Linked DNA regions of Homo sapiens: region 2 is linked to region 1. A link is a loop called in an ENCODE intact Hi-C map of the cell type or tissue named here. Cell type or tissue: chondrocyte. All regions are shown on one strand. Links, peaks and the distances in the headings refer to the core of each region. The heading gives the core; the rest is flanking DNA. Region 1 holds the start of LOC105373244 (a long non-coding RNA gene). Region 2 holds the start of LOC107985683 (a long non-coding RNA gene).

Region 1 (15,961 bases), core at 5,695-13,694:
CGAACTCCCGACGTCAAGTGATCCACCCACCTTGGCCTCCCAAAGTGCTGGGATTGCAGGTGTGATCCACTGTGCCCGGCCCTCAGAGATTCATTCTTAATTCAACAAATATGCGTGGAACACTTGCTGTGTGCCAGACACTGTTGTAGGATTTGGGGATATAGCAGGAAACAAAATAAAACAGAACAAACAGAACAAATCCCTGCCCTTGGGGAGCTTACCTCCTAGTGAGAGGACACAGACAAAAATAAACACAATAAATAAGTGAATTATGTAGTACAGTAGGTCCTCATTTAACATCATTGGTAGGTCCTTGGCAACTGGGACTAAGTGAAACAACGTATAACAAAACCAATTTTACCACAGGCTAATTAATATAAACAAGAGCTAAGTTCCTACAGCATATTTCTGGTCACAAAACATCACCCAGCTTCCAAATAAAGACCCAAAACACTTCTGATATTGAACATTGAAATAAATATGAGCTATGCATACATATAGAAAGATTAATGAAAACAAGTAAATAATTACCTAACCTTTGGTGAACCAGTGAGTGACAGCAGTGGAAGTGGTGGTGGGTTGAATCAAGGAATAAATGTATGCAAAGCGAAAATTGTAAGGAGCACCTCCCTACCACCATGCAGTTCAAAAGCAAACAATCACGAATATGGTGAGCTCGATGAGCACTTTCTTACCTCATAGTTTATTGTGCATTTGTATGATTATCAACTACTTGACAAATTTTTATTTTACAGTACTTTGTATCCATCCATCCATCCATCCATCCATCCATTCATTCATTTTTCAATCTGCTTATTTCAGTTCAGGGTCAAGGGTGGCCACAGCCTATCACAGCAGCTCAGGGTACAGGGCAGGAACCAATCCTGGACAGGATGCCATTCCATCACAGGGTGCGCTCACATACACACCCACACTCACTCACACTGGGACAATTTAGACACGCCAATTCACCTAACGTGCACTGGGATGTGGGAGGAAGCGCAGTACCCTGGAATACCCGAGAAAACCCACACATACATGGGGAGAGTGTGCAAACTCCACACAGACAGTGGCTCTGGCCAGGAATCGTTTTAGTTGTTTTTTTTTCCCCCTCATCAATGTTAAAACAAAATGATGTTGAAGAAAACAACATTATTCAGCATATACACCTGCTGTGTATATGGTGATAAGTGCCATGGAAAAAAATAAAAAGTAGAGCACAGTAAGATGGATTGGGAATGGTAGGGGAGGATACCAAGTTGTGATTTTTTTTTCAAGTTTTTTGCCCCCACAGTTTAATATGAAAGTTTTCAAACATACAGAAAAATTCAAAGAATTTTACAGTGAACATCCAATTACCCACTGCCTAGGATTCTCATTAACATTTTGCTATGCTTGCTTTATCATATATCTATCCTCCACATATCCTCTCCAACAGTTTTAAAAATGAAAATTTACAAACATACAAAAATATTGGAAGAGTAGTACAATGGACACCACTGTATGCCTTCCTTATCAAGTCGACAATTTGACTTGTTTTGATTGTTATATTTGCTCTGTCTATGTATCTATGTATCTATCCATCTATCTATATTTTTTAAAGAGTAGGTCTTGCTCACTCACTCAGGTTAGAGTGCAGTGGCGTGATCATGGCTCACTGCAACCTCAAACTCCCGGGCTCAAGCAATCCTCCCACCTCAGCCTCACAAGTGGCTGGGACCACAGGTGTGTGCCACCATGCCCAGTTAATGCTCTATCTATCTATCTATCTATCTATCTATCTATCTATCCCTTTTTCTGAACCATTTACATGTAAGTTTCATTACATGTAAATGGTTCCATTATTCATCTGTAAGTTTTGATAACTTCCTTTAGCCATTCTTTGTCTGCTGGCAACAAATTATCTTAGCTTTCCTTTGTCTGAGAATGTCTTGATTTCCCCCTCATTCCTGAAGGATATTTTCACCAGATATAGCATGCTGGAGTGCAGTGGTGTGACCATAGTTCACTGCAGCCTTGAAACTCCTGGCCTCAAAGTGATCCTCCTGCCTCAGTCTCCCAAGCAGGCTCCTCAGTAGGTGGGACTATAGGCGCACACCACTCCTGGTTAATTTTTTTATTTTTAGTAGAGACGAGGTCTCATTATGTTGCCCAGGCTGGTCTCAAACTCCTGGCCTTGGGTTATCCTCCCACCTTGGCCTCCCAAAGTATTGGAATTACAGGTGTTAGCCACTGTACCTGGCCACATTTGAATTCCTTTTCCTATGTAGGTAAGGTGTTGTTTCTCTCTTGCTGCTTTCAAGTTTCCCATCTTCAGTTTTCAGAAGTTTGATTATGATGTGCCTTGGGGTGAATTTGAGTTTATCCTATTTGGGGTTTGTTCAACCTCTTGAACCTGTTCATTTATGTCTTTTGCCAAATTTTCAGCCATTATTTCTTGAGTAATTTTTTTTAGCCCCATGCTCTTTCTCTTCTTCTTCCACATCTCCAATTATGTGAATGTTAAGTCCTTCGTTATAGTCCCAAGCATCCCTGAGGCTCTGTTCATTTTTTTTTCTTTGAGACTCTGTTTCATTTTGTCACCCAAGCTAGAATGTAGTGGCACAATCACAGCTTACTGCAGCCCCGATCTCCCAAGCTCAGGTGATCCTCCCACCTCAGCCCCCTGAGTAGCTGGGACTACAGGTGTGCATCACCACATCCAGCTAATTTTTGTATTTTTAATAGAGACAGGGTTTCGCCATGTTGCCCAAGCTGGTCTTGAACTCCTGGGCTCAAGTGATCTGCCCACCTCAGCCTCCCAAAGTGCTGGGATTACAGGCGTGAGCCACTGTGCCCAGCTCTGTTCATTTATTTTTTGTCTATTATTTTCTCATTGTTGTTCAGATTGGGTAATTTCTAATGTTCTATCTTTATGTTCACTGATTCTTTCCTCTGTCCTCTCCATCCTCCTTTTGAGCTCATCTACTGAGTTTTTTAGTTTGGTTATTATAGTTTGTTCTAAAATTTTATTTGATTCTTCATTATATCTCTTATTTCTTTGCCAAGACTTACTATTTTTTACATTCGTTTTAACCTTGTTTGTAATTGCTCATAGATTGCTCATAGAAGCATTTTTTTTAATGTTGGCCACTTTAGAATCTTTGTCAGGTAGTTGAAATCTTTCTCTTTCTCATTCAAATTGAGGGTCTCCTGGTTCTTGGTATAATGAGTGAATTTTTTTTTTTTTTAAGACACAGGGTCGGCTGGGCGCAGTGGCTCACACCTGTAATCCCAGCACTTTGGGAGGCCGAGGCGGGTGGATCACAAGGTCAGGAGTTCGAGACTAGCCTAGTCAATATGGTGAAACCTGTCTCTACTAAAAATACAAAAATTGCCTGGGCGTGGTGGCGGGTGCCTGTAGTCCCAGCTACTCAGCAGGCTGAGGCAGGAGAATCGCTTGAACCCGGGAGGCGGAGGTTGCGGTGAGCCAATATTGCGCCACTGACTCCAGCCTGGGCGACAGAGCAAGACTCCGTCTCAAAAAAAAAAAAAAAAAAGGACACAGGGTCTCACTATGTTGCCCAAGCTGACCTTGAACTCCTGGGCTCAAGTGATTCTCCCAACTCAGCCTCCTGAATAACTGGGACTATAGGTGCTGGGCTTAGATATAGAGTGATTTTTATTGCATCCTGGGAATTTTTGGATATTACAGTATGAGACTCTGGATTTCATTTACATCTTTTGTTTCTGGTAGGCTTCTTCTGACACGATTTTCATCAGAGGAAAGGGCCACTGCCTGGTTACTGCCGGGTAGAGGTTCAAGTTCAATTTCCCTCCTTGGTCTTGGTTGGTATGTGTGGTGGAGGCTTCTCCTTTCTACTGTGCAGGGGTAAAAATTCCAGCTCCCTACTATGCCTCTACTGATGCCTCTCTAGCTGGAAGGGGCAGAAGTGCCTTTTTACTGTTCCCCAGGTGGGCTTCCACTAACACCACAGTCAGGAGGTGGAGAGATTTTGGGAGGGGAGGAGAGGGAGGCTAATGGCCTCATCAAATGATATGTTGTGGTAAAAGTCCTGACTCACCACCAGGCTTCTCTGACACTGACACCACCCAACAGGAAGGGGTTCTTGTTACCCCTCAGGGATGGAAGTTTAGGCTCTCTACTCAGCCTTCTCTGACACTACCCCAGAGAGTACGGGGGAGCCTGGCCAGAGTGAAAATCTGGGTTATCTACTTGGCCTTTGCTGGCTTGGGTGCAGCTGCAGTTTTTTTTTTTTTTTTTTTTTTCTGTGGTGTGTGGTTGCAGTGGTGGTTATTGTCTAAGAGTTTTCTGTCTGGCTAAATTCCATTTCCTGGTCTTATGGCTAGAGAGAATAGGCCAGTTACTGGTGTTTGCATTTTTTTTGTCTGTGCCCATTGGCATTTCCAGGCTGCTGGCTTCTCCAGTACCTGATCTGGAATATTTGATACAACGAGAAAACCCAGGGAACTCATCACCTCGAGTTCAGGTCACTGGGGTTCCTAGTTAGTCTGCCCCCTTCCTCTTCTTTCATAGTCTTCTTATGTTTGTCTTATATATAATGTCCAGAGTTTTAGCTGTACTTAGTGTGAGGAATAGGGAGAAGTGTGTCTACTCTAACTGGGTCCATAACTGGAAGTCTTCCATCTTTTTTAAAAAATTAACTACATCGAGTTTTTGAAGAGTGCCAGTCAATTGTTTTGGATTTGTCTTTTTCCTCATGGTGTCATTTATCTCGTTCCTTTATACAGTACTCTCCCTCTTATTCATGGTTTTAACTTGCCATAGTTTCAGTTACCCATGGTCAACTGCAGTCTGAAAATATTAAATGGAAAGTTCCGGAAATAAACAATTTATAAGTTTTAAATAGTATGCCGTTATGTAATGAAATCTTGTGCTGTCCTGCTCCATCCCGCCCAGGATGTGAATCATCCCTTTGTCCAGTGTATCCACACTGCATACACTACCCACCTATAAGTCACTTAGTAGCCATCTTGGTTATCACTTCAGAATAATATAGTATATATAGGGTTTGGTACTATCTGCTGTTTCAGGCATCCACTGGGGGTCTTGGAACATATTCCCCATGGATAAAGGAGGACTATTGTACCCTGTATTTACTGTAAACTGGAAATTAAAATAGAGGGAATCTTAAATAGGTTGGTCAGGGTAGGCTTCACTGAGAACGTGGCATTTCAGCAAAGAATTGAGGGAGGTGAGGAAGTGAGCCATGCAGGGGGAAGCCAGTGCAAAGGTCCTGGTAAGGAGTGCAAAGGTCCTGGTAAGGAGTGCATCCGACTTGCTCAAGGAACAGCAAGGAGAATCAAGTGGCTTTAACAGAGTAAGGGAGGGGAGAACGCCAGGAGACGAGATCAGAGATTGAATAAGGGACTAGATTGTGTAGGACCTTGTAGACCACTGAAAAGATTTTGGCTTTCCTCTCAGAGAGATGGAGTGCCATTGGAGGGTTTCGTGCAGAGAACTGGCATGACGTGACTTGGGTTTAGCAGGATTGGTATAGCTTCTTTGCAGAGAATAGGCCACAGGGGCGAGGGTGGAAGCAGTGAGACTAGTCAGGCAGCTGCTGAAGTGATCCAGCTGAGAGGTGGTTGTGCCTTGGACCAGTGTGGTAGCACCAGAGATGATAAGTGGTTGGATTCTGGGTGTATTTGGAAGGGAGAGCTGACAGGATTTGCTGACAGATTGGATACAAGGTGTGGTTCCAAGGATTTTTTGCCAGGACAACTGGAAATGTGAAATTGCCATCAACTGAGATGAGGACAGTTTTAGGAGGGGTCATTTTTGGGGGAAAAGGTCAGCTGTTCAGAAACGAACATGTTGAGTTTGGGATGTTTGTTAGATGTCCAATTGGAGATGAACACAGGCCCTGCCACCAAGGTGCTCAAAGTGAAAGAAATGGAAATATGGAAGCAGATCATTACCATACCTGTGAAAAGTGGTATTTCAGGAGGGTGTACAGAAAAGCAAGTTATCAGTTCTGCTTGTTGGGGGGAAGGGGACTTAAGAAAAGTTTCACAAAGCAGATGATATTTTCAGTTTTGTCCCAAAGGGTGACTGGGCGTTCATTAGACAGAAAAAAGAAATGTATTGTTTTCTGTACTCCTAGACTTGGCACACAGTGATTGCTCAATCAGACCCAATCCAGTCACTATTTTTGTGAGTCTGGACATTACTTAACCTCTCTGAGACTTGGTATTGTAATCTGTGAAAAGGAAATAATCACAGTGTTCTTGTGAGGGTTAAATGTAGGACACTTAGCACACCACGTGGTACATAGTGGGTTAGTGTTAATTATGGTCATATGAATGAATGAATATCTTCCTTAATGACCAAATCTAGGCTAGGCTGGTAACCCAGGAGCCTAGTCTTTTATATGCTTAACAGTTTGTCAATAGAGATTGCTAGACTCCTTTCAACCTCTGAACTGCTCTGATTGAAAAATAAGCATTGATAAGCCTCGACTGAATGGAGAGGGTCAAACTACCCTCCTCAGGCCCCTTCCTTACCCCCTTTTTTGCCCTATCCCCTTTAACAGGTTCCTTCCTCCCTTCCTCCCACCCTCTCTCTCTTCATTTTTAATGATTGTGAGCAAAATCCCTTCAGACTCATAGTGGGCTTCTCCTCATTCCATAGGCTCCCTGCCGCTCAGACCGGACTGGGTTGACAAGGCTGGGAGGAGGTCAGCCACACTGAGACACTGTGACACTTAACTAGGGAACCTCCCTCCCAACTGCTAGGGCTCCAGCCTGAGACCCCAGGGAGACAGTCGCCCCCTACGGACCAAAAGCGCCCCACACCGCTGCAAGCAGCTCTGGTTGCTAGGCAACCAGGCGATGGAGGACTTCAGGAACGGATTTTCAAGCAGAGAGACCATTTATCTCCCCTTCCACCGCCACTCCGGCTCCTTCAGCAAGTAGACGGGGTTGGGACCGCGCGGTCTGCTGCTGTCTGTCTGATAAGCTGGGCTCATTCTTGAAAATAGAGCTTCACTGAGTGACCTCCATATTGTGCGTGGTGAAACGATCACTCTTGCCCCAAATGTGGTTTCATCTGGGGGCTGGAGACTCGGGTCGATGAAGGTGGAAGTTTCTGATTTGCAAGGAGGGGAGGAGCATTGTTGTGGGTGTGCACCCTTAGTCAATGGGAATTCTAGAAAATTGAGCTTGCGTGGGAATAATTTTGATCAGTCCATCAAGATTTCCTCACGATTCCCAATGTATACATTAGGAAACTCTTACGTTAGCCCATTAAAATAAAAAGGTCAATGGGAATGACAATATATAAAGGATCATTCATACCTCATTGGGGACAAGCAGTGGCTTTCATGAATACGGTTTCTCTCCAGACAAGGGAGAGATCATGAGGTCTGTAAATCCCTGTGAGTTGGGACAGAGCTCAACAAAATGGAAAGAAATAAAAAGAATGGCGGGGTTGGGGGTGTGATAAGCACAGAATCTGGCAGCTTCTGAGCTCTGTGTCTGGTTTGGGGATCCCCAGCTCTGTGCCCCCTGTGTTAGGACCATGCTGAAGCACTCCATCCTTATGAAGGCTGTGGGGGACCAGAAATCCATAGCTTTTCCTTCTAGTAACCTAGCATTCTGGCCCAGGAGTGGGTCCAGGCAGGCCAAGGCCATGACCAAAACAATCTTTCCACTTGGGACGCATCTCTGCCTTCTCGGCTAGTACAACAGAAGCTTGATTGTGGCAGAGCCCCAAGCCATGGCGAGCTTAGGGGAGAGCTGTGCCCAGGAGTCTCCTCGTGGGGTTTCCCTCAAGAGTTCCAAGGTAGAGATACCAGGGTGAGGTAACTAGCATCCAGACAGCATCTGGCCCAGCCACTGCTCAGTCCACATCTCCACAGGGCATAGTGGCAGGGGACGCTTCTTGCTCTCTGTGTTTCCAAACTGAACTGGGTCGGGGCTGTGCTCCTGCTCTATTAATAGCCCCCTAGCCCAGCCTGCTAGCCCCAAACCCGGATGCCAGGAGCTGTGAGTCAGCAGCTAAAAATAACGAAGAGCAACTACATCCGAACCCCAATGAGCAGCTCCCCCGGGTCCTCCGCCCTTAAGTTTTTGTCAGTGTCAGTCTCCAGCCCAGGGCCCAGGGCCTATAGGTTAAACCGCTTTAGCTGTCCAGTTCTCCTGGGAAGAGAGTGAGGATTTCCGGTGGCAGGCTCAAGGCTGCGTACCCAAGGCTAGGGGCTAGGAGAAAGGGGTCAGAGGCTGGCGCTGGGTTGGGGGGCCAGACGCTGGGTTTAGAGGGCCGCAGCTGAGAGTGTGAGAGCTGAGAGGTTGGGGCTGCAGGGATGGAGTTGCTGGAGGTCTTCAGGGTGAGGTTGGGAGGTGAGGGGAGGAAGAGACTGGGCGATTGGGAAGGGACAGAAAAGTAGGGATGGGGGAGGAGGTACGTGCTGAGAGGTGACAGCCCGGCAGTACCGGGCAGACTGGGGGCCCTAGAGCTAAGGCTGGTAGCCAGCCTGAAAGAGAGGGGATGGATCGGGAACCAGGAAAAGTAAGGAAATGCTGCTCGAAAAGGCAGAGTGTAGGAGAGACCTGCCCGGTACACAGCGGCGTGGACTCCCAGGAAGACCAGGACCAGGACCGGATTGCGGCGTTCGCTCTCCGCGCGCCTCCAGCCTCCCCGTGCGTCGCATGCTGGCACCCCCGCCCACCGCGCCAGCTGCAGGTCAGGTACGTGGGCGCGGCCGGCCTCCGGAGCCGGAGTGTGCAGGGATGCGCACGGAGAGGGCGGGGCGGCCAGAAAGGAAAGGGGTGGGCCCGGGAGAAGGGGGCGGGAACACGGATTCAAACTCGCCTGCGTCCAGCCAGATACCGGAAATGGCCGGGGACTCACTGGGAATTGTAGTTCCCGCGGCTGCCCGGCAACCGAGGGTGGGGGGCGGGTCTTGTCCCGAGGATGCCAGTGCTGCCCCAGGTCCCAGTCTGGCGAGAGAGGAGGAACCGAGAACCCGACCTCCCTACCTGGCCGACTCCTTAGTTCTACTTCCCTCCGTGTGGAGATACGAACTAGGTCGAATGTGGGTGTGGCGGAAGACTGTGGGGTCACCACAGAGCCCCTCTTGTCCCCATTTTTGGCTTAGCCCCTCCCTTCTTCTACTAGACTCTTCATCCTCCGTCAGCTCCGCACTGGCCACCTTAGCTGCGGAGCCCAGGGACTCCCGAGCCGCAAACACATTGGGGAACTTGCTCCTCCAAGGGAAGGCTGGGCCGGAAATTGGACCCTGCGCGCAGCCCAGAGGAGCGAAAACTTGTGGAAATCGGACCTTGCCCTCGGAGTCCTGAGTCAAGGACACGAGTCCCCAAGCGGCACGGAAAACAGGTGGCATTCAGCAAATACGTCACGGCGACGACGGATGCGGCCCTCCTCTTGGGGCGGCCACAAGGTGGAGCTACAGTGCAACCCTGCACCGCGCGCCCGGCCTCCGGACGCCCCCGAGGTGGCTGCTCTCCTGCGGGCCTCCCGCGAGCCTCCCGCGAGTCCTTCATTGCCGCAGGTGATTCTCCTCCCACCTCCAACCCACCTCCTCCCATCTCCCCCTGATGGCCCCTCAAGGTCGTGTCCCATCCAACCGTAGATGGAAGGTGCCTCCTTTCCCCAGCCCCTGGGCCGAAAAGATTAGGCTGTGACCAAATGGAGATTACATTCGTTGAGTAACAGATTAAGACAAGATACAGGAACCAACCTGCCTTGAAGAAAAGGCTGCGCACAGCAAAAAGCCACCTGTAAGCACAGAATTACACGGCTAGACGGGCTCTTCAGCTCCTAGCCTCTAGGCAGGAAAACAGCTAAGCTGCAAGGGTCGAGGAAGACAGTACATCGTGGAGTGGCGATGGTGTCTCTATCATCTTACAGTTCTCCGGAAAAGACCATTTCGTTATCTCCTTCAGTCCCTCTTCCAAGCTATCCCACCCCGACACACCCTGTGCCTTCTATGCAAGAACACGTGCACACAAGTCTGAGACATTATCCGAGCAATCTCCCTTTTACTTCCTCTGTTCTAGTTTCATTTGAGGAGAAACTTCTCATTACTCACTCTCTTCCCAAACATCTCAGGTCAAAACCCCAAAGGGAGCAGATTCCATAGCAGCTTAGGGAATGCCCATCACCTGGGCAGAGGGCCCTCATGGTTCAAAACCTCCTGTTGGCAAAGCTCCCCCCACTTGCAACCCACCACCCCTGAAGCATTCCACTTAAGCCACTCTCCAACCCTTGCTGTTTGGGCAATGTAGACTGGCTTGGGTGGGGAAGCAGGGCAGGGCATTCACTCCATCATGAAATTGTTGATCCTTGTCAGCAGCACTGCTGTTTCTAAGCCTGGGGAGGAGGGGGAGGGTGGGTCATCTAGGGAGTTAAGCAAGGGGAAAGCTACAGGAGGAGAAACATGAGGTGAGGGGAGAAAGTTCTTACCAGTTTTCCCTCTCTTCTTAACAAATCTTCTGTGGGGAGAAAAGCTTCCCATTATGAGTTCAGCTAGCTTCAAGCAGGCCCTTCCAGCCCCCACACCTGCTCCCCCCAACTGCCTTTCCTACATTCAAGCCAATTTGATAGTATAAGGAAGGGCCTAAGAATCTCAAAGGAACTAAAGAGACCCCAAGCCTTGGGCAGCATATGTGAGTCTGAAGCAGCCTCATCACCAGGGCCCTGGAGAAAGTAAGGACCCAGAAAGCTGAGGCACAAAGCACTCACCTTTGGAGGAGGAAGGTCCACAAAAGCAGCATGGTGGAAACACAATTGGTAATGACCCATATGATTAGGTAGGTTTGAGGGGTCTGTGAAAATAGGAAAAGGCCCCAAGGGTAGAATGTCAGGGGAAATAAGTAAGGAAGAGAGGGACAGGGTTAAGGAAAACCAGGGATGGGAGAAGAGGAGAGGTGACAGTCCCAGAGCCCTTACAATAAGCCAGATAGGGTAACGCATCTGCTGCAGCAGCTGGCAGTCGTTGGTGGTGACCGAATCCACCCCTGCACACCAAAGCAGAGAGAAGAGCCAGGGCTTGTTCACTACAAATAGGTTCACCGAGACATTATCCTTATGCAATGCCCTGTGAAGGTGGGAAAGAAAATAGGGAATGTCCAGAATCATGGTGCACAGGACATGGGAGGCAGCCCCCTGCCTGTGCTTGAATCTACAGTGCCACTGCCAAGGAGGTATCAGCTCTGCCTTTCCATAGCAGCCCCTGACCAACAATGATTTTCCTTTCATAGCTGAACTCTGTCTTCTGGTGGATTCCACCCATGGGTCCTAGCTTTGCTATCTGGGGCCACACAATGTGTCTCTCCCCTGGGTCCTGAGCAGAGGCCCTGTCTCCCTGAGCCTTCTCTTCTCTAGGCCCCACAGCCCCAGCTCCTTCAGCCATTACTCTTATCATTTCCTTCCCTGTACAAGCCTCTCTAATATGATATATTCCAATTTATCAATGTTCCTTTGAAAATATGGGGCCCGTCTCTGAAAATAATATCCCAGATGGGCTTGGACCAGCCTTTTTTTTTTTGAGACAGGATCTTGCTCTGGAGTGCAGTGGCAGTCTTGGCTCACTGCAGCTTGACCTCCTAGGCTCAGCCTCCAGTGTAGCTGGGACTATAGGTGGGCACCACCATGTTCAGCTGGTTTTTATTTTATTTTATTTTATAGAGACGGGGTTTTGCTATGTTGCCCAGGCTAGTCTTGAACTCCTAGGCTCAAGTGAACCTCCTGCCTTGGCCTCCCAAAGTGCTGGGATTACAGGTGGGAGCCACCATGCCCAGCCAGCTTGGGTCACCTTTGAATAGAGCAAAACTATCTCCTCCTGTCCTCTGGGCACTATGCCTGTATTCAGGTAGTCCAGAGTCAGGTTAGCCTTCGGCAATGTTACATCCCACTGATGACTCACTAGGTATACTGTTCAATGAAAGCCCTGGTCTTTTTCACACATGTTCCTGTTGATGCCAGTGTCTCCTCTCTGGTCTTTGTGCAACTGAAATTCTTTTGGGCCCCAAATAGAGGTCTTTCCATCTATCCCTGGTGCATTTCATCTTGCTAGATTTGGCCTATCTTTTTACAGCACCTAGACCTTTCAGGGCCTCGATTCCATCATCAGTGTATTCAATACCAATTCACATCTTTTGGAAACATGATCAGCAGTTGATTAGCAGCTGATATTGACCAGGACAAGACTAAGGTGAGAACCAAACCCTATGTCATGTCTTCCTCTTTGGTGATAACTCGGGGAAATAAATACTTACATAGCTAGGTGAGATAGCTCATGCTTATAACCGGGAGGCTGAGGGGGGCAGTGGCTCAGGCCTGTAATCCCAGCACTTTGGGAGGCCGAGGCAGGAAGATTGCTTGAGGCCAGTAGTTTGAGACCAGCCTGGGCAGGTAGTAGGAACCTGTCTCTAAAAAAAAAAAAAAAAAAATAGCCTTGCATAGTGGTGTGTGCCTATAGTCCTAGCTACTCAGGATCACTTGAGCCCAGGAGTTCAAAGCTGCAGTGAGCTCTGATCAGGCCACTGCACTACAGGCTTGGTGACAGAGTGAGACTCTATCTCTAAAAAAAATTTTTTTAATTAAAATTCAAATTAAAAAAAGAAATATGTATGATAACTGGGCTATCATTCAGTTCACATTTTTCTATCTGAACACAAGGACCTTATAAGAGGCTTTAGCAACCAGATGCTTTGAAGTCTGTCATGGTTCAGCTGGGTCAGCTTCTGGGGCTCAGCTCACATCTGGGACTCTCCCTGATTCACGCTCTCTTACCCTGATGTCTGTTGTGGAATAAAATCCTTCCCGTGGCCTACAAGGTCCTACCCAATTTGGCCCCTGCCTGCTTCTCTAGCTTCCCCTTCCCCTTGCTCATTAGACTGCTGTTCCTGTTCTGCAGCTCATAGTTAGCTCCCTGTGACCATTCAGGTCTCAGCTTAGATATCACCTCTTTAACCAGCCTTCCTAATGTGGGTGCACCCACCTCCCTGCCCCAGCCCATCACTCCCAAACCTAACCACTCTTCTACATCTCTCTGTTTTGTCTTCATAACACTTTTTCACTTTTCAATATGCATGTATTTTGTTAAGTGGTTTATTCTGTTTTCTTCAGTAGTACATGTATTCCACAAAAGCAGGAACCTTGTCTGTCTTATCTGTGTTGTTTCCCCAAAGCCTGCAATACTACCTGATACATGGCAAGTGTTCTGTAAATACTTTTTGTGTGAGTGAATGAATCAAGAGGCTTTGCTCTCCCTGAACTGGTTCTTCCCTGCCATTAAGCCTCATGTGATCCCCTTGGTTCCTTTCCTCTAGCACTCACTTGATATCCAATAGTGGCAGATCTTGATAGGGGAGGTTAAGAAACTGGGGCCTCTCCGTTCTGTTGCCTCCCTGACGTCCATATATCTGGCGCATTCCAGGTGCCCGTCGTTGGACATTAGCCCGATCTTCATCTGGTAGCCAAAAGACCTGTGGTTCAGGAAGGATGGGTGTGAAGCTGGGGAAGACCTAGGGATTCCAAGGGCAGGGACAGGGGCAAACAGTTTTGACCACAGAATGGGGTATGTGAGCTGGGGCAGGGCCCTGGGGGTAGGGGCAGCCTCAAAATCATCCTCATCATCATGGCCTAGGGAAGGCAGGGTGGGGAGAGGGGGTCCTGGCAACATCACCATGGCTTGGGGCACCCTTGCATTCAGCACAGTCTCCAATGTCTGGATCACAAAAGTGTCATAGTATGTGTGGTTCTGTGGGGGTCGGCGCAAGTCGAACATGATGGAAAGGTTGAGGGCTGCAGCTTCCTCCAATAGCTCTTCTAATGCTGGTACCGTCTGACTCTCAGCCTCTTTCTGATCAGGGCCTGCCAGCGGTTTGGCCCCCCAGAAGGGTCGCCTCTATAAGAAAGAACAATTATTTCAAGACCAGAAGAGGCTTCCAGGCCTTGCCCCCATCCTCACTATCTTCACTCATATCTTCCACTTGGTGTCCAGCTTCTTTCCACCTCTGAGCCAGGGCCTTTTTCCAAACTGTGGCCTTCTTCCAGACCGTCTACCATCTTACTCTGTGACCTCAACCTCCTACCCTTCCAGTTTCCTAACTTTCTCTCTCCCACTACACCTTCTCTTTGGTCTCAAGGAGACCTCTGCAATCTTGACCCTTTGGTTTCTTCCCAGTTCATCAGCCCCTTTCTAGCTGCACCTACATCCCTTACCCATGGTCCATCCACAGCTTGAACTACTTTTCCATAGCACTCTCAGCTCCCTTTCTGTCCCACTTGCCCTACAACTCCCAGACTCTGATTCAATTCTACAATTGTCTGCCTCCTCCACCCCTAGAACTGGGGGCTGAGCGCTGCCATGGGCAGAGTACACAATGTGGGCTGTTGGCACTGCAGTCCTTATTTTTCGCTCTCAGCGCTGCTTAACAATCCTTTTACTTGCTCTTGATTTGCTCCCTCTCCCATTCCCCCTAGTGTTATTCCAAGCCTCTGCTACTCTCCTCTCCTTATTCTCAATGAATGACCTCACTTCCTAATTGCTGACATGGATAAAGCTAGCTATCTAACACTTATTAAGTACTTACTATGTGCCAGGCAGTGTTCTAAGTACTTTATGTGCATTGACTGATTTAATCCTCCCAATAACCCTACAAGGTAGGTACTGTTATTATTCCCATTGTACAAATGAGAAAATTGAGGCACAGAGAGACTAAGAAATCCTGCCTCGGGTCACACAGCCAGTAAGTGGTATAGCCAGGGTTTAAACCCAGACATCCTTTGCTGTTAATCACTCTGATCTGATATGATGTAAAGAGTTAAATGGAAAAGAAGCAAATTGCAAAAGAGTCTGTGTAATGATTCTGTCTGTGCAAAATAGAGAGAGAGAGAGAGAGTTTGTGTATGCAGATGCACCTTGACTTATGATGGAGTTGTGTCTTGATAAACCCATTTTAAATTGAAAAGATTGAAAATCAAAAATGCATTTAATATACCTAACCTACTGAATATCCTAGCTTAACCTAGCCTGCCTTAAGTGTGCTCAGAACTTACATTAGCCTACAGTTAGGCAAAAATCATCTAACACAAAGCCTATTTTATAATGAAGTATTGAATATCTCATGTGATGTATTGAATATTGTACTGAAAATGAAAAACAATTGTTGTATGGGTACTCTTAAGTATAGTTTCTACTGAATGTATATCAATCTCAAATCATCATAAAGTAAAAAAATCATTAAGTGGAACCTCATAAGTCGGGGACTGTGTGAGTGTGTGTGTGTGTGTGTGTGTGTGTGTATCCAACTGTTAACAGTGAATATTTCAGAGGGACTGGATTATGGGAGACTTTGATTTCTATGTTATTTCTTATTTCTCTGATGTTTTACTTTTTACAATGAACATGTATTACTTTTACAATCAGGGGAAGAGGAACTGAAAAAATTCAATATCCTTTTAAATATTTTGTACCACTTACAGGATTGAAGTTGACACTTCTGGGCCAGGCATTCGGAGCTCTTCAAGGCCAAGCCTCTGCTCCCTACCACTCCCATGAATTGTCTCTCTCAGTTACATTCAGCCACATTTTATTCCTGGAAACACCCTTTTTCAGACTTCTGGGCTTTACGTGTCCTCTTCCCTCTGAAGGAGTTCCTGTTCCCTGCTTTGTGCATCTTAGAAGAAGACTTTCATCCTCTCCTGTATGAATCCACTCCTGATTCTCTCCCAGGCAGGAAAATGTTTTTATTGCTCTGGGTTTCCTGAATCGTCTGCTGCCTAGGCTCTCTACTAGGTGGAAGTGACTTGAGAGCACAGACTATGTTCTTATTGCCTAGCACAGGGCTGAGCAAATGCTTATCAACAGAATGAACTCTGCCCTCTCTGAGTGTCCCTGCAGATGGCTGCCTCTTTGCAGAGGCTGTCCTCACCTCTAGGAACCAGGATCCAGCATTGAGTCTCTTC
Region 2 (15,972 bases), core at 4,842-12,841, 270 kb after region 1:
GGGGTGCTGTGGGTTGCACAGACGAGAGAAGCACCTGCCTGCCCTGGGAGGTGAGGGAGGGGTCTGTGGAAGAGGGCCTGCTGCAGTGAGGAGAAATGGATCAGGCGAGAGAGGCCTGGACGGGCAGTCCAAGAGACGGCCGTGAGCTCATCAAACGGGGCTGTGATAAGCTGGACCCCAAAGAAACTTCAAAGGAGCAACAGAAAAACAAAGAAAGGAGAAAAGTGGAAGGAAACAGATCAAGGGGACCGGGACCAGAGAGCTCAGAAAGGGTGGTGGAAGTGAAGGGGTAGCTCTGATTCAAAGCTCTGATTCAGAAAGGGTAGCTCTGATTCAAAGGTTCACCCTCAGCCTTTGGAATGACTCATTTCCAGACAGCTTTGGATAGCTGAGGTTTTGCCATAATTTGTTTTCTTCTGATCTTCTCCCTCTGTCATACCCTTATATGGTTAGGTATTACAATTTCAGCTCAATTGAAAACATTAGGCCCAGGCATGGTGGCTCACGCCTGTAATCCCAGCACTTTGGGAGGCTGAGGTGGGCGCATCACTTGAGTCCAGGAGTTTGAGACCAGCCTGGCCAACATGGTGAAACCCTGTGTCTACTAAAAATACAAAAATTAGCTGAGCATGGTGGTGCAGACCTGTAGTCCCAGCTACTCACTTTGGAGGCTGAGGTGGAAGAATCTCTAGAGCCCAGAAGGTCGAGACTGCAGTGAGCCAAGAATGTACCACTGCACTCCAGCCTGGATGACAGAGCAAGACCCTGTCTTAAACAACAACAATGGAGAACCTATTTAATGCCAAGCACCAGGCTAGGTATTCTAGAAGGAGTGTACCTAATCCCTTCATTCACCAAATTTTTCTTGAGGCCCTACTTACTCTAAGTCTGGTATTGTTCTAGGTTTACAATTGCATGTGTGTTGGGTTATGGGGCAGGGGGCACGGACAGGGAATGAAAGAAGTGCATATGTCATCAATACAAGGATTGGGGCCATCAGAGAATTCCAAAGGAGACAGAGACGAACACTAGCAGCTGTGTGACCTTGGACCAGACACTTCCTCTCTTTGAGTCTTGGTTTCTTCATCTGGTAAAAAGGATGCATCCTATTTCTTTGCTGTGAGATGTAGTGGCAGTGTTTGAAAAGCTTCTCGTGCAGTGTCTGCCATCCAGGAGCTGTTCACTAGCGCTCCTATTCAGCTGTGGGGAGGGAGTATTTGCAATGTGCTCTAACAGGTTGAGAAGTGGGGAGGATGACATTTCCTACAGTGGCCCAGCATACACAAAAGACCAGAGGTTTGCTTTGGCACACGGGGTGGTTTAGTTTGATAGGAGTCTCAGGTTGGTGGAGGGGAGTAGAAGAAGAGAAGGCTGGAAAGCGATAAGTGGAGCTGATTTCCTCACAAATCTCTTTACGTATCTGGAGGCCTAGATACGTAAAGAGATTTATGTTTCACTGGATTCTAGGTCTAGAATCCAGTGAAAGTAGACCCAGGAGTGGTGGTGGGACGAGGGGCCTGTGGAGATGGAGGGTAGGGCAGAACAGGGGACGTTTAAAATCCCCTGGAAGCAGTAGTGACTGGATCACTTCTCATGGCAGGCAAGGCCCCAGGGAACAGCGGCCTCCAGTGTCCTGGTTCAGGGTCTTGGGGGAGGGGTGGCCAACCCTCCCAGTTTGCCTGGGATGAGGAGTTTCCCAGGATGCTGGACTTCCAGGGCTAAAACTGGTATAATCTTGGGCAAACTGGAACAGTCGGTCCCCCTAGTTTGGGCCCTTGTCACTGTCTCCTGGACTACAGCAGGTTGTTGCCTGCTTGCCTCCCTTCCTTTGGTCTCCATTCTGCAGTTAGAGGGGCTGCTGTCAAACACAGCTCTTACTGTCTCTCTGCCTTGTTTCAAACACTCCAAAGGCTCCATTGCCTCTGGGATCCAATTCAGACCCCAGGACCTGGACCCAGAGCCCTAGAAAGGGAAACACTGGTTTCCACCCTCCTTGAAAGTCTCATTTCCCATCACTTTCACACCACACCAGATACAGCCTAGTTCCCCAAACCGGAAGTGTCCTTTCCTATTCTGAGCCTTTGCCCATAGCAGCATCCTATCAACCTGACTGGCTCCTACCCACCCTTCAAGATTCAGTGAAAATGTCATTCCCTGCTCTCTCCTCTGGGTTTCCAAGGCACATTATACATACTTTTGGGAGAGCACATATCAAGGAGTTGGGTTGAGAGTATAGACCCCAACTCTACAGCCAGCTTCTGGCGCAATGCTTGGTGTACAGTAAGCTTTTGGCATGTACATTTTGAATAGCTGGTATATTGACATGACTCAGAATTCAGAAGGAACTATGCGTGCTCAGTGAAAAGTGTCCTTCCCACTCCTGGCCTCTAACAACCCAATACTCCTCCCCCTCTAGGGACCTCTTTTTGCATACACAAGCAAATAAGGTAATTTGCTTTGTTAATGAATAAAGAAACTAACAGTAAAAACCTGGAATCATTCCAAATGTTCAAAATCTGGGGCTGGCTAAGTAAGCGATTATATAGCAACATTATAGACTAATCTGCAGTCATTAAACATTATTAAAATTATTATAAGGCAGACTGTAGTATTACATGCTAAGTTTTAAAAGCAGAATATAAAGCAGACCTCCACATTGAATGCACTTGATTAAAAAAAAACAAAAAAAAAAAACCCCAAAAAAACTGGTCTCTTCAGTGATAGATGGAACTGATCCATCAGCCTGAGACAGAAATGATTGCTGCTTTAAGGTGAAGGCATTCAAAGTTTTCTTTTATGTAAAGTTGTTTGAATATGAAAAGAAAGGGGCTGGATTCTTGTGAATCTGCCTGATGAAGTGTGATTCATGATGGGACTCATTCATTCAGTAATTCATTCAGCAGACATTTGAATGCTTGCTTTGTCAGGAGGAAAAGCCAGAAACAATGGTGAGCTTCTGAGGATGAGCACTAAGTAGGTGATGGGGACATTAAGAAGCTCTGATGGAGAGAGAGGGGTGGGGAATGTGATGAGTTCATTGTAAGACTGGGGAGTTTGAGTTCAGTTTATTCATCAAGGGTAGCTGTATAGCAGATGGCAGGATACAGGTCTGGGAGCTCAGTGAAACAGCCAGGGCTAGTGATAGCCGCCAGTATATTTGTGGACAGGGAAGCCGGAGGTGGAATGGAGAAGTTAGACAAGGAAAGGGGAAGACAGATGAAATAAAGCTGTTTATTTCTGCAAATCTCTTAACACCTCTGAGCCAGGGCCAAGGGCACCAGGGTAGCAGAGGCTGTATCTGTTCCTGAGTGTTGAAGCGCCTCAGAGTTCAGGCAGAAACCCTTCCTCCCAGCCCCTGTCTCCCAAACCCCATGCATGCATGGCCTGGGTCTGGTCTTAGTTGTCCTGAAAGGCCTGGTAGATGAAGAGATGCTGTGACTGGCTTAGAAAACATGTAGGAACCCCTGAATGAGCATCTGGGAGAAAATATTTAAAAGGTTTACCTGAAGCCTAGGCAACATAGCAAGACCCCATCTCTACAAAGTAAAACATAGAAAAAATAGCTGGGTGTGGACATGTATCTATTATCCTAGCTACCAGTAGGCTGAAGCAGGAGGATCGCTTGAGCCCAGGAGTTCAAGGCTGCAGTGTGCAAAGATTGTGCCTGTGAATAGCCACTGCACTCCAGCCTGCGCAACATAGTAAGGCTGTCTCTATTTTTAAAAATGAGTTGATGGCATTCAGGTTAAAGAGAGCAGAGTTCGCGGTTACAGTGAGCTGTGATTGCACCATTGCACTCCAGCCTAAGAAAGAGAGCAAGATTCTGTCTCTAAAAAAAATAAAAATAAAAATAAAAGATTTACTTGAACAAAGACCAGCTAAGTAAGGCTGGACAGGGAAAGGGAAAGTAGGTGGGCTTGGCATTGGGGGCAGAAATGTTCCACTGCGGGTTGAGTGATGCGAGGGCCCCAGGAGGGGTAGATTTCTGAGTGGGGTTTGCCCCTAGTGAGCAGGTCTCAGACTGTCCCTGAAGGGGCCAGCAGGAATTTTTGCTCAAAACTTGGACAGAGAAAGGGAAGGGGTTATCCCCAGAGCAGTGTACCACCAGGATGTATTTCCTACCTTCATATGTCCTCAGGCCAACCTGGAATCCAGGCCCAGCTCAACCACTTAGAGCTTAGTGATCTTTGGGAAATCTCTTCTCTAAACCTCAATTTCCTCATCGACAGACTGAGACTATAATAGTATCTCCCTTGGGTGTTGTGAGGATTAGAAATACTGTATGTAAAGCTCCTAGTATATAGTAGGTGCTTAATACACAGTAGCCATAATTTTTATTCCTGCTACCACACTGGACTAGGCCAGCCTAAGACATTGCTCACTTCTACTCTCTTTGAGGGATTTGTTGCCAGTTGGAACAAGACACTGAAATCTAAGACTTTGCCCATCATCTTTTCACATACATTTGTCAAAGGTGGCCTGGCAGGCAGATATGTAAAAACTGGTTCCCAGTTTTCACTGTGCATAGTTCTTTTTTTTTGCTGGTCATTTCAGCACATGAAGAAAAGCATGTCACAAACCTCTTGGCTGGTGGTGAGATCTAGAAGACTGATTGAGAAAGCATCGGAGGAGCAAGGGTTTAAGTCGTGAACTGCTGAATTTAAAAAAAAAAAAAAGGCCGGGCACGGTGGCTCATGCCTGTAATCCCAGCACTTTGGGAGGCCAAGCAGGAGGATCACTTGAGCCCAAGAGTTCGAGACCAGCCTGGGCAACATGGTGAAACCCCATCTCTACAAAAAATACAAAAATCAGCAGGGTATGGTGGTTCACACCTGTAATCTCAGCTACTTGAGAGACTGAGGCAGGAGGATCGCTTGAACCCAGGAGTTTGACACCAGCCTGGGCAACACAGGGAGACCCCTTCTCTATTACCAAAATTAAAAAAAAAAAGCATCCCCTCCTCCGTCCCTCCAGCTTACCAACAGCCTGCTGCTCTTACTCGTCACTCTTGTGTCGTGTCTTATAACTGTTCAAAGTGCTTTTGCCTATATGATTTCATTTGCTCCCCACCCTGGCCTGTGAGGTAAGTAGGGCAGATATTGGCTGCCATCTCAGAGGGGCTAAGACAGTGACAGAGCTGGGACTAGAACCCACGCCTCCTTGTGATGGACAGAAACGAACCGTGCCCTGTTGACTTGCACCTTTGATGAGTGGGTTAAAAGGAATCTGTGAGGAAATGATGCACAGGTTTTGGGGACAGCTGTTTTGCAAGGAGACAGTGACAACAATACCCTATTGCTGTAGCGTGCCCAACAGAGACAGGTGGCTATGCTCCTGTTGTGCTAATGAGCAAACTGCAGGCGCAGGGTCAGCGGAGGAGGACTTTCTGGGGTTTGGGTGACACAGAGAGGCGGTTTTACAGAAGACTTTGCCTGGGGCCACCCAGCTTGGGAGTGGCAGAGCCCCCAGAATTGAGACTTTGACTCAGGACTCTAACTCCAACTTCTTGGGTTTGAAGTCAGCTCATTTCTCCCCTTGCCCTTTCTCACAGGGGTGTTGAGAGGAACAAGAGTGGAAAGGACAAATCAGTGTGTAACGGCATTAAAGGAAATAGTGCCTAGCATTCTCCTCTTCCAAATCTAATTGGCCTCCACGTGAGGGCCGCAGAGAGCAAATACTTTGGCTAAGCTGATCTGTTTGCGTGCTCTACTTCTTAGCTGTGTGAAGATATCAGATCTTGCTTGACAGGTTGTGAGAATGAAATAAGCAGCATATGTGAAAGTGTTTTGCAAACTATGAAGCAGTACTATCATTGAGAACTTTAAGAGTCTTTGCTTCCGGGAATCCAGCAAACCCAGCTCACTCTAGGACCCTGAAAGAACTCGCCTCTGGTGGGAGTAGAGAAGGTGGTGCTTTTTTGGTTTCTCCGGCCTTCAGGCAGACAGAACTGGGGAGGAAAATGGAGGAAGATGAGCTTGCTCACCACCTCCGTCTTCTTATCCCCCAGCTGAGGGGGCAGTGGCGGGGGAGCTGGCATAACCTTTGCTTTGGTGAGTCAGCTAAGAAGGAATTTCTAGAGCTCCACTGATGTAGACATGGTTGTTTTAGTTTGGATTTCTAAAGCTGCTCCTCTTTGAAGCAGCTTTAAGACACAGCTAAAAGCACAAGCAATTGGGAAGCACATGGAAAATGACAGCAGCATAACATCTTACTAGTGTGAACTTGAAGAAATCAAGTTTCGCAGGGTCATTGTATTAATAGTGTGGGAAAGTGCCTGGCACATACCAGGGGCCCAATATCTGTCCATTTCCTTTCCCTTCTCAGTGGACAGACTGCAGTCACTAAGCTAACAGAAAGCACTTACTCTTCAGTTGCCTGAGTTTACAGATAATAGGTGCCATTATTCATTTAATCCTCACAGCCCCAGGAGACAGCTTATCTACATACACCGAAGAAAAGGCAGCTCAGAGTCTTATTGCCCAAGGTCACGTCACACAGCCTGCAATTTTTGATTTTCTTATTTTTTAGTTTTGGGGGTGCATAGGTGTATATATTTATGGGGTACCTGAGATGTTTTGATATAGGCATGCAATGCATAACAATCACATCATGAAAAATGGGGTATCTATCCCCTTAAACATTTCTCCTTTGTTACAAATTATACACTTTTATTTTTAAATGTACGATTAAATTATTATTGACTATAGTCGCCCTGTTGTGCTGTCAAATAGTGGGTCTTATTCATTATATTTTTTTGTATCCATTAACCATCCCCATCCCCACCCCAGTACCCTTCCCAGTCTCTGGTAAATCTTCTACTCTATCTATCTCCATGAGTCCAATTGTTTTGTTAGTTCCCACAAATAAGCGAGAACATGCGAAGTTTGTCTTTCTGTCAGCCTGCAATTTTTAAAGCCAGAATTCAAACCCACCTTGTCTGGTTTGCCTGTTAGATATCAGGATGTGTGAAGCTGTTTAACTGAGCTGGGCCTCCTGGAAGGCCCAATCTTCAACGGACTTGGACCAAGAGGTAACTCCAACCTGGCCCATTTGGGAATAAACTCAGGGTGGAGTTTCAAAAACAGGAAATAGGCCATTGCTAGAGGCAGGCTGGCAGCCACTGGAAGAGAGCGGAAAATGTTGCTTTCCAAATCCTTGGGGGATTTAATCTGTGCTCTCCCAGTTTCAGGAGCTTATGTTGTGAGGGTGAGATGACTCCTCATTAAGCAGTATACAAATAGATTATTGGTAGTCTTCTGTCATCTCCCACGAAACACAACCTCCCCCTCATCACCTGACAGCCCTCCACTAACCACCCTATAAACAAGAGGGAACTGAGTCTCCTTTTCAAACACCTCTCCTAAGCTAGACTGCAGAAGCTGGGAGGGCTGAGTCATCTTCCTCTTGAAAGAAAACCCGTGTAACAAAGCCACAGAAGTATGCTTTCTGTGCATATCATTTGTTTCAACACATGGCTGCTTTTATAGGATGCCAACGCAAGAGCTGAGGACACTGTCTTCTCTGTTCCCCAGAAAGTAGGTACCCTGCAGTGTCATCTGTACTGTCCCCCTCCTCCACACCCATTATCTGCGTGACTGCAGGCACCTCACTAAGCAGCCAAACGACCACCACAGCACATTTACCCAGGCCATTAGTTTGGATTGTGCCAAGTATCTCACAGCATAGGCAAGAAGGGCCAATTGAAGAGTTAGGATGGCTGGGTGCGGTGACTCACGCCTGTAATCCCAGCACTTTCGAGGCCGAGGTGGGTGGCTCACGAGGTCAGGAGTTCGAGACCAGCCTGACCAACATGGTAAAACCCCGTCTCTACTAAAAATACAAAAATTAGCTGGGTGTGGTGACGGGCGCCTGTAATCCCAGCTACTTGTGAGGCTGAGGCAGGATAATTGCTTGAACCAGGGAGGTGGAAGTTGTAGTAAGCTGAGATCACGCCATTGCATTCCAGCAACAGAATGACACTCGTCTCAAAAAAAAAAAAAAAAAAAAAAAAAAGGCTATGGCCTGAGGCTACTCTTCACCCTAAGGGATATATGGTAAACGCATGAGAGTAAAGGCTCTGGCCTCAGATACATACACAAGGATGACTTTTAAGAGTGCCTCCTCTATCTCTCATTTCTTCTGGCCAAGCTAGGACGAGGTAGATAGGACTGGGAAGTAGACTACATCCCTTTGCGGTCCATTCACCTTACAGCTATAGTTTCTGAGAATAGTGCTGTGTACCAGGGAAAGCTCTGGTTTTTATGATCTCCCCTTGTAGAGTGCTGGATTGCTTCATGGTGCAGGGTGCTACTTATATGGCTTCATATCATATGCCCAGTAGGAAGGAGAATGCCTGGGCAGATCTGATGCTGGACCAATTCACTGCCCACATCAAAGGGCATCTCCCCATAAGCCCAGAGACCCACAGCTAAATGTCCCCACTCCCCCGGCAAAAAAAAAGCAGCTGATAGCCATATTTCTGTACAGGCTCATATAATAGAGGGGACTTTTATTATTTTTTCAGAGAATTCGGATAGCCATAGATTATACAGAGCCATTTCTCAGCACTCTTTTCCTTCCACTTAAGAAGCTGGAATACAACATGATGAGGATGATGCCAAAACAAGACTGCTGGTTCATATCATCTAGGGTACAAATACACACTTAATCACTTGACACTTTACTGAATGCAAAGCAAGATTTAGCATCTTTGCCCTCGTTGTACAGAGCTGAAGCAGGAGACCAGGGAGGGGAGGACTGCATGGTTTTCCTTGGCAGGGGAGTTGTGCACCCTGCAGTCCTGTGGTGTTGTGGGAAGATCAGCCCATGTTCTGTCGGTTCCCATAGCCCCTAGGATGGGTGTCCTTCCAGTCATCCCACTCCCGGGCTCTGTGGAGTGTTTGTTCATCATCCTCTTCCTCCTTTTCTTCTTGTTCTTCCTGTTGCTGAGCTGCTTTTCTGAATTCCTCTAAAGTGGAAAAATTAGAAAGGGAGGTGAGAAATTGAGGGAATGTTAATAAGTAACGTCAGGGGCCTCAGTTCCACTCTGAGCACAACCACATGCAATGAGAACAGGAATACAGCCAGCTGCCTACCCTGAGCCCGGCGGAAGCGGGGAGAGAACTTGCATTACCTAATATATCGCATGTTAAAAAATAGTACGAAAGGATGCTCTAAGTGGTTTCCACAAGAAGGCAAAAATCATAAAAGGTGCCCCTCAGAATGAATTCTATTTTGGAAGAGAATTCTTGCAAAAATGGCCAACACCCACCCCCCCCAAGCCCCTAAACAAAAACATTACCACCACCATCAAACAACCCCTGCAATCCAAAAACAGGAAAGAAAAAATATTTATGAATTTGTGATTTGTGAGTTGCCAGGGGGGTGGGATTGCAGTTGACGTTTCCTCCTCCATCCATTTCCTTTACTATAGTCATACATAAGTTTTTGTGCATAAAATTGAAAATCACAGGGCAGTTGGACCTACCAGAAAAGAATGCCTACGTATTATTTTGCAGTGCTTGAAATAGGCTCTGAGGTCCAAATGGCATTTATCATGCAGTGTACACCCAAAAGAAATTAAACCAACTGCTGCATCTCTTTTGCATTTTTTTTCCTTTGTGAGGTAAAGCAGCATTTTCCTGGCTACTCTGACTTTGCTCATGAGAAATAGTCTCATTACTATGAATGAAATGTGTGGGGATCTGATCTCTTCTAACAGCTCAGGAGTCTTTTTTTCTGAGATAGGGTTTCTCTCTGTTGCCTAGGCTGGAGTACAGTGGTGTGATCATGGCTAACTGTAGCCTCGAACTCCTGGGCTCAAGTCATCCTCCTGCCTCAGCCTCCCGAGTAGCTGGAACCACAGGCATGAACCACCACACTTGGCTAATTTTTACATTTTTTGTGGAGACAAGGTCTTCCCCTATGTTGCCCAGGCTGGTCTCGGCCCTCCCAAAGTGCTGGGGTTACAGGCGTGAGCCACCTTGCCTCGTTCTTTTCTTTTAAACCCTTTACTATAAAATAAAACATGGTGGAAACCACACAAGTACATATAAAACAAATTTTTGTAAGGAGGCCTTATAGCCTCCACTCAGGTCAAGAAACAGATCTCCTGTATCCACCCTAAAAGCCTCTCTGTGTACATTATACAAATCAACTCTCCTCCCCTGCAAAAGTAACCTCTATACTGCTTTTTATAGTAATAACTTCCTAGAGTTCATCACAGCTTTATCACCCAAGTGCATACCACTAGACACTGTAATTGTCCATTTGTACATTCATTTTTTTACTCAATGTATTTTTTAGTACAGAGTTGTGCAACTATCACCACAATCCAATTTAAAAAATTCTATAACCCCAAAAGATCCCTTGTGCCCATTTACAGTTAATTCCCATTCCTTCCCTCCCTGCCCCCAGCTCCTAGAACCATGAATCAACTTTCTGTCTCCATAGATGTGCCTATTCTGGACATTTCATACACATGAAATCAAAATCATGTAATCTGTGATCTTTTGCGGCTGACTTCTTTCACTTAGCATCATCACCTTTTTTTGTTGTTGTTGTTGAGACAGTCTTGCTCTGTCTCCCAGGCTGGAGAGCAGTGGTGCGATCTTGGCTCACTGCAACCTCCACCTCCCGGGTTCAAGTAATTCTCCTGCCTCAGTCTCCCGAGTAGCTGGGATTAAAGGTGCCTGCCACCACACTCAGCTAATTTTTGTATTTTTAGTAGACATGGGGTTTCACCACATTGGCCACGCTGGTCTCGAACTCCTGACCTCAAGTGATCTGCCTGCCTCGGCCTCCCAAAGTGCTGGGATTACAGGTGTGAGCCACTGCGCCTGGCCTAGCATCGTATTTTTGAGGTTAGCCTTGCCTATTTAAAAATGTTTTGATATCTTTTTAAATCTATGGGTTCCCCCTCCACCCCTTTCTTTCAAGTTATCTGTTGAAGAAGTTGGGGCATATGACCTGTAGAGTTTGTTTCCCAAAGACTGGATTTTGCTGATTGCATACTCATGATGCAGTCTAACATGTCCTCCTTTATTTTCTGCAGATTGGCAGCTGAATACAGAGGCTTGATTTGACTCAAGTTTGATCCCTTCAGCATGAATTATAATTATAGGTGGTGCTGCATTCCTTCATCAGGAGGCATGTAAATATCTCTGTCTCGTTGTAATGTTAGGAGCTGTTGATGCTCAATGCCGAGACCCATTCATTTATTGGGGGGTTTCAAAAAGGTGATACCCTTAATTTTAACTTTTTAAAATTAACTGGAATACTTTTACAAAGAGAGCCTTCCCCTCATCAACTACTATTTGGTTACCTAGTAGAAAAGATAAAATACTTGACTCTTTCCCTTTATTTACCATTTCTCAAGATATTGGGTTCCCTTATTAGCCTCTGAGGTTGAATAATTTGGTCTTGTTTTATAATATAATTATGGGCTGGGCACGATGGCTCACACCTGTAATCACAGCACTTTGAGAGGCTGAGGTGGGAGGACTGCTTGAACCCAGGAGTTCGAGATCATCCTGGGCAAGATGGCGAGACCCTGTGTCTACAAAAAAAATATTTATGACACTTATATTGGCTCAAAAAATTATAAAAAAGAAAAAAACTTTTAAAATCTGCCAGGCATGGTAGTGCATGGCTGTAGTCCTACTCACTCGAGAGGCTGAGGCAGGAGGATTGCTTGAGCCTGGCCTGGGCTCAGAGTGTGAGACCCACCTCTAAAAAAATAAAAATATATATATATAATTATGAACTTAGAGATTTAAACATATCTGGTGAGTTTCAGCCAGTTGCAACTATTATTATTATTTTTGAGACAAAGGAGTCTTGCTCTGTCACCCAGGCTGGAGTGCAGTGGTGTGATCTTGGCTCACTGCAACCTCCGCCTCCTGGGCTCAAGCGATTCTCCTGTCTCATCCTCCCGAGTGGCTGGCATTACAGGCATGTGCCACCACGCCTGGCTACTTTTTGCATTTTTAGTAGAGATGGGGTTTTATCACATTGGCCAGGCTGGTCTTGAACTTCTGACCTCAAGTGATCCACCCACCTAAGCCTCCCAAAGTGCTGGAATTACAGGCGTGAGCCACCGCGCCCGGCCCACAATTATTGTTTTAAAAAACTATTTAAATCAACTTCTTAATTTTAGAAGTTTTCAATTTACAGAAAAATTGAGAAAATAGTACTGAGTTCCTACATAACCACACCCAGTTTCTTATCATCAACCTCTTACATTAATACAGTTTCTGTGATACAACTAATGAACCAATACTAATATATTATTAACAACTAAAGTGCATACATTACTCAAATGTCCTTAGGTTTTACCTAATGTCCCTTTTCCGTTCCAGGATCCTATCCAGGTCACCACAGTACATTTTGTTGTCTGTTTCTTTAGTCTCCTCTAGGATGTAACTCTTTCTCAGACTTTCCTTCATTCTGATGACCTGGACAGTTTTGAAGAGTACTTGTCAGGTATTTTGTAGAATGTCCCTCAGTTTGGGTTGCCTATTTTTTACAGAATTAGACTAGGGTTATGGGTTTTGGAGGACAATACTATATATGCTATCAACCTGACTTCACACTGATAATAACCTCGATGACCTGACCAAAGTGGTATTTGTAGGTTTCCAACTAAAGTTACTTCTCCTGTCTCCTTCCACATTGCAGTCTCTGGAAGCAAGTCACTAAGCACAGCCCACACTTTCGGGGTACACAGTCATGCTACACCTCCTTGAAGCAGGAGTATCTACATAAAATTAATTGAAATTTTTCTGTAGGGGAGATTTATCTCTTCTCCCTCATTTATTTACTTATTCAACCACTTATTTCTATCACAATGGACTTGTGTGTATTCATTTTATTCCTAGTGTGATAATCCAATACTGTTAAATTTACTTTCCTGCCCAAGTTCTCCCAGTTTTGGGCTGTGAGGGTGCAGCTGGCTCTTGTGTTCCTTTAACACCCCAACAGTTTTTTGAGCTCTTGTTTTCTAGTACAGAGAGCCCTGAGTTAAGATTTTTCAAGTTTATGATGGTGTGAAAGTGACATGCATACAGTAAAAGCCATACCTCATATTTTGAGATATTCAATATTTTAGTATAAAATAGGCTTTGTGTTAGATGATTTTGCCCAACTGTGGACTAACGTAAGTGTTCTGAGCAGGTCGAAGGTAGGTTAGGCTAAGCTGTGATGTTGGGTAGGTTGGGTATAGCAAATGCATTATCAACTTAACAATATTTTCAACTTAGAATGGCTTTACCAGGATATAACCCCATCATACGTTGACTATCATCTGACTACGAGATGCTCCAGGTTCATCTTGTATATTCCCTGCCTCAGCCCTAGAATCAGCTATTTCTCCAAGGAGCCCTGGTTCATTTATTAGAGGATGGTATTAGAAACCAAGATTTGGGTGTTGGATGGACTTGTTGCTACTGTCAATTATCCTCTGTGAAACCGAATTGGCCAGTGGAAACATCTTTAAATTGGCTCGATATGACCCCAGTAGTCTTTGAAAGCTCCTTCCCTATCTTTTATGACAAGATGTTCCAAGCTTATTTGTATATTTCCTGCCCCAGAATTGTAGTCAGTTATTTCTCTAAGACACCCTGATTTCTTAAAAGAAAGAATATTGGGAAGAATATTTCTGTATCACAATTGGAGTTACTAGGTATACTCATTGCTACTGGGCTGGTCCTTGTTTCTAAGCCTTTTCAGTGAATAGAGCAAAAGCAGGGGTGGGTGTGTGTGTGTGTTTAGTTTTAAATAAAATTTCTCATGAGTTCATATGGAGTACTACAGGGTTTAAAAAAAATCTAAATTCTTTGGAATTACATCTGTATTCTTTCACATTAAAAGTCCTAGTTCTCAAAGACAGAGGATGATAGAATTAGATTATCTAATAACTGCTCATTTATATTATCTCACATTATACATAGTCTTGGAATAATAACACTAACTTTGACACTCCACCAATATAATTACTGAGAACTGTTAAAATTTTGCATGATTTCCCCATTTCTCCATTTTTAAAAAGTTATCTACATTATCTGGGCACATAGGCATTACATACTCTATCTCCCTTTTAATCCTCATTTCATCTTAATTCTACAAGTAACTGTACATTTAACGCTTGCTACCTGTCCTTATTTCAATGTCTCTCAACACTTTGGCTGTCTGAAGCTCATTCTCTAGCAAATTCATGGGATGGTGGAACAATATTTCTTGAATTCCTGCATGTTGATAAATATCTGTACTCTTTATACTTGAAAGTCAGTTTTACCAGGTATAATGTTCCTTGGCTCACATTTTTTTCCCTCTGAGTTTCTTAAATACCTGCTATTCCATTTTCTTCTTTCTTCTGGCATAAAGTATAGATCTCAAAAAATCTGAGGGTAACCTAAGTTGCTTTCCTTTATAAATCACTTACTATTTTTACTGAGATGTCTGTGGCTTTTTTTTCTTTAAAGTTCGGAAATTTTATTAGACTATGTCTTGTTGGTCATTCTGGGTCCTTTCCCAGGAACATGGTGTGATTTTTCCTATCAAGTGACCGTGGCGCTCGAGCCCTCCAGGACCAGGAGCTTAGGCCCCATGGAGAAGCTGGGCCTGGTGCCGGGCAGCAGTTGTGCCTCTTTGGTGCAGTGTCTCAGCCCCAGGGAACTGGAGCTTTGGCCCAGGGGGGCAGCTGGGACCCTGGTGCCTTAGCCTGCATGGCACCAGGTCCCTGGACCCCCCAGGGAAACACAGCCTTGGCTAATCTGTACACACTGCTCTCTGGGCCAAACGGCAATAGCACCCCCACCTCCCTGGATCTGGACCAGCCCTCCGGGGTCTGAGCCACTGAGGTGTCCCACCTTCCTGGGGAGCAAAGCCAACATTGCACTGCATCCCACCCCCTGGAGCCCAAGCCACAGCTATGCCCTACCATTCCTGGGGCTGTGTTGCCACTGCACCCGGCCTCATAGAGCTTCCAGGGTCCAGAGTCACCACTATACAGCATCTTCTTTCCTGGTGCCTGAATTGCCACTGTGCCCTGCTCCCTGGGGTCTGAGCGTCTGGAACACCCCTCCCTCCCCAGAGCCATGCCAGTACTATGCCCTGACCCCCAGGTTAGGAATCACAGCTACGTCCCTGCCCCTGGGCCCGAGCTACTGAGAAGTGCCTCAGAGTCATAGTCCTTGCCTTGGTGGGAGAGCAGCATCCACCTGTGCCTGAGACTGAACCTGCACCCATGTCACAGGTCCCGCAGCAGTTCAAGAAGACACTGGACCCAGGACCAAGCTCCACAGCCACCCTGAGCACCCGTGCCTTGGAACACAGCACTGCTGTGGCTGCCTGTGGGTCGCGTCACACCCAACACCAAGAGATTCCCCCCGCGCAACTTTTTTAATCCCAAGAAACTTTCCTTAATATTAACTTTTAGCATTTATTCTTTTTCCTTGCTTTGGCTTTCTTCTTCAGATAATCCTATTATCTATATGCCAGGTCTTCTTTACTATCTTTAGTATATGTCACTTTTCCTCAAACCCTGTTTATCTTTTTTCGTTTTAAAATTTTCCTTCCTTTTACCATAGTAAGGCATTTTCTGTTGTGTTCACTCATTCTTGTTTCCTTCTACTTTAGCCTATATTTCTGAAATGATTCATGTTCCCCAAGCTGTCATATTTCTGAGTTTTTCTAATCCTGCTTTATATTGTCCTTCCATGTCCTATGTTATTTTCTGAATATCTTCCAACTCTTTTTTGGATACCATGTTTCAGATTTGTTCTGTTTTTTTGAGCGTGTCTTTCTGTAGTGTTTTTCTCTTCTAATAACTTTGTGTAGGGTTTGACTTTGATAATTTTCTGTTCCCTTTTTCTCAGCTTTGTGCTGTATTTCACAATCCATAAAATCTACCCACTTAAAAGTATACATTTCAGTGTTTCTTTTTGTTTTTTTATTTTTTGAGACAAAGTCTCA

The links. A loop is a pair of places that touch in the nucleus more often than their neighbours do. Peaks named below come from ENCODE experiments on the same cell type or tissue, not always from the same donor. Only the 100,000 strongest peaks of a DNase experiment are listed, where the experiment ranks them.
Region 2: it touches region 1 in a loop (4-fold over the local background); 4 of 110 quality-filtered maps call a loop at or near these places.

The regions. Positions count from the first base shown.
Region 1 is chrX:70,427,430-70,443,390 of GRCh38, reverse strand. GDPD2 (glycerophosphodiester phosphodiesterase domain containing 2) reads right to left here. Exons shown (of 16, transcript NM_017711.4): 10 at 15,928-15,961; 11 at 13,677-13,898; 12 at 13,328-13,476; 13 at 10,937-11,084; 14 at 10,730-10,812; 15 at 10,451-10,479; 16 at 10,010-10,357. The coding sequence ends at 10,305. It overlaps LOC105373244 (a long non-coding RNA gene), which reads left to right and starts at 8,098. Exons shown (of 3, transcript NR_171576.1): 1 at 8,098-8,712; 2 at 9,143-9,536; 3 at 15,479-15,961. RefSeq lists enhancers at 7,492-7,992, 7,980-8,059, 8,080-8,179, 9,040-9,149 and a silencer at 8,640-8,889. In chondrocyte, for the core only: CTCF peaks have their summits at 9,205 and 9,406 (motif pointing right); no DNase peak of the experiment used is centred there.
Region 2 is chrX:70,158,829-70,174,800 of GRCh38, reverse strand. It overlaps IGBP1 (immunoglobulin binding protein 1), which reads right to left. Exons shown (of 7, transcript NM_001551.3): 7 at 8,477-8,968. The coding sequence ends at 8,820. It overlaps LOC107985683 (a long non-coding RNA gene), which reads left to right and starts at 12,439. Exons shown (of 2, transcript XR_001755877.2): 1 at 12,439-15,972. In chondrocyte, for the core only: no CTCF peak of the experiment used is centred there; no DNase peak of the experiment used is centred there.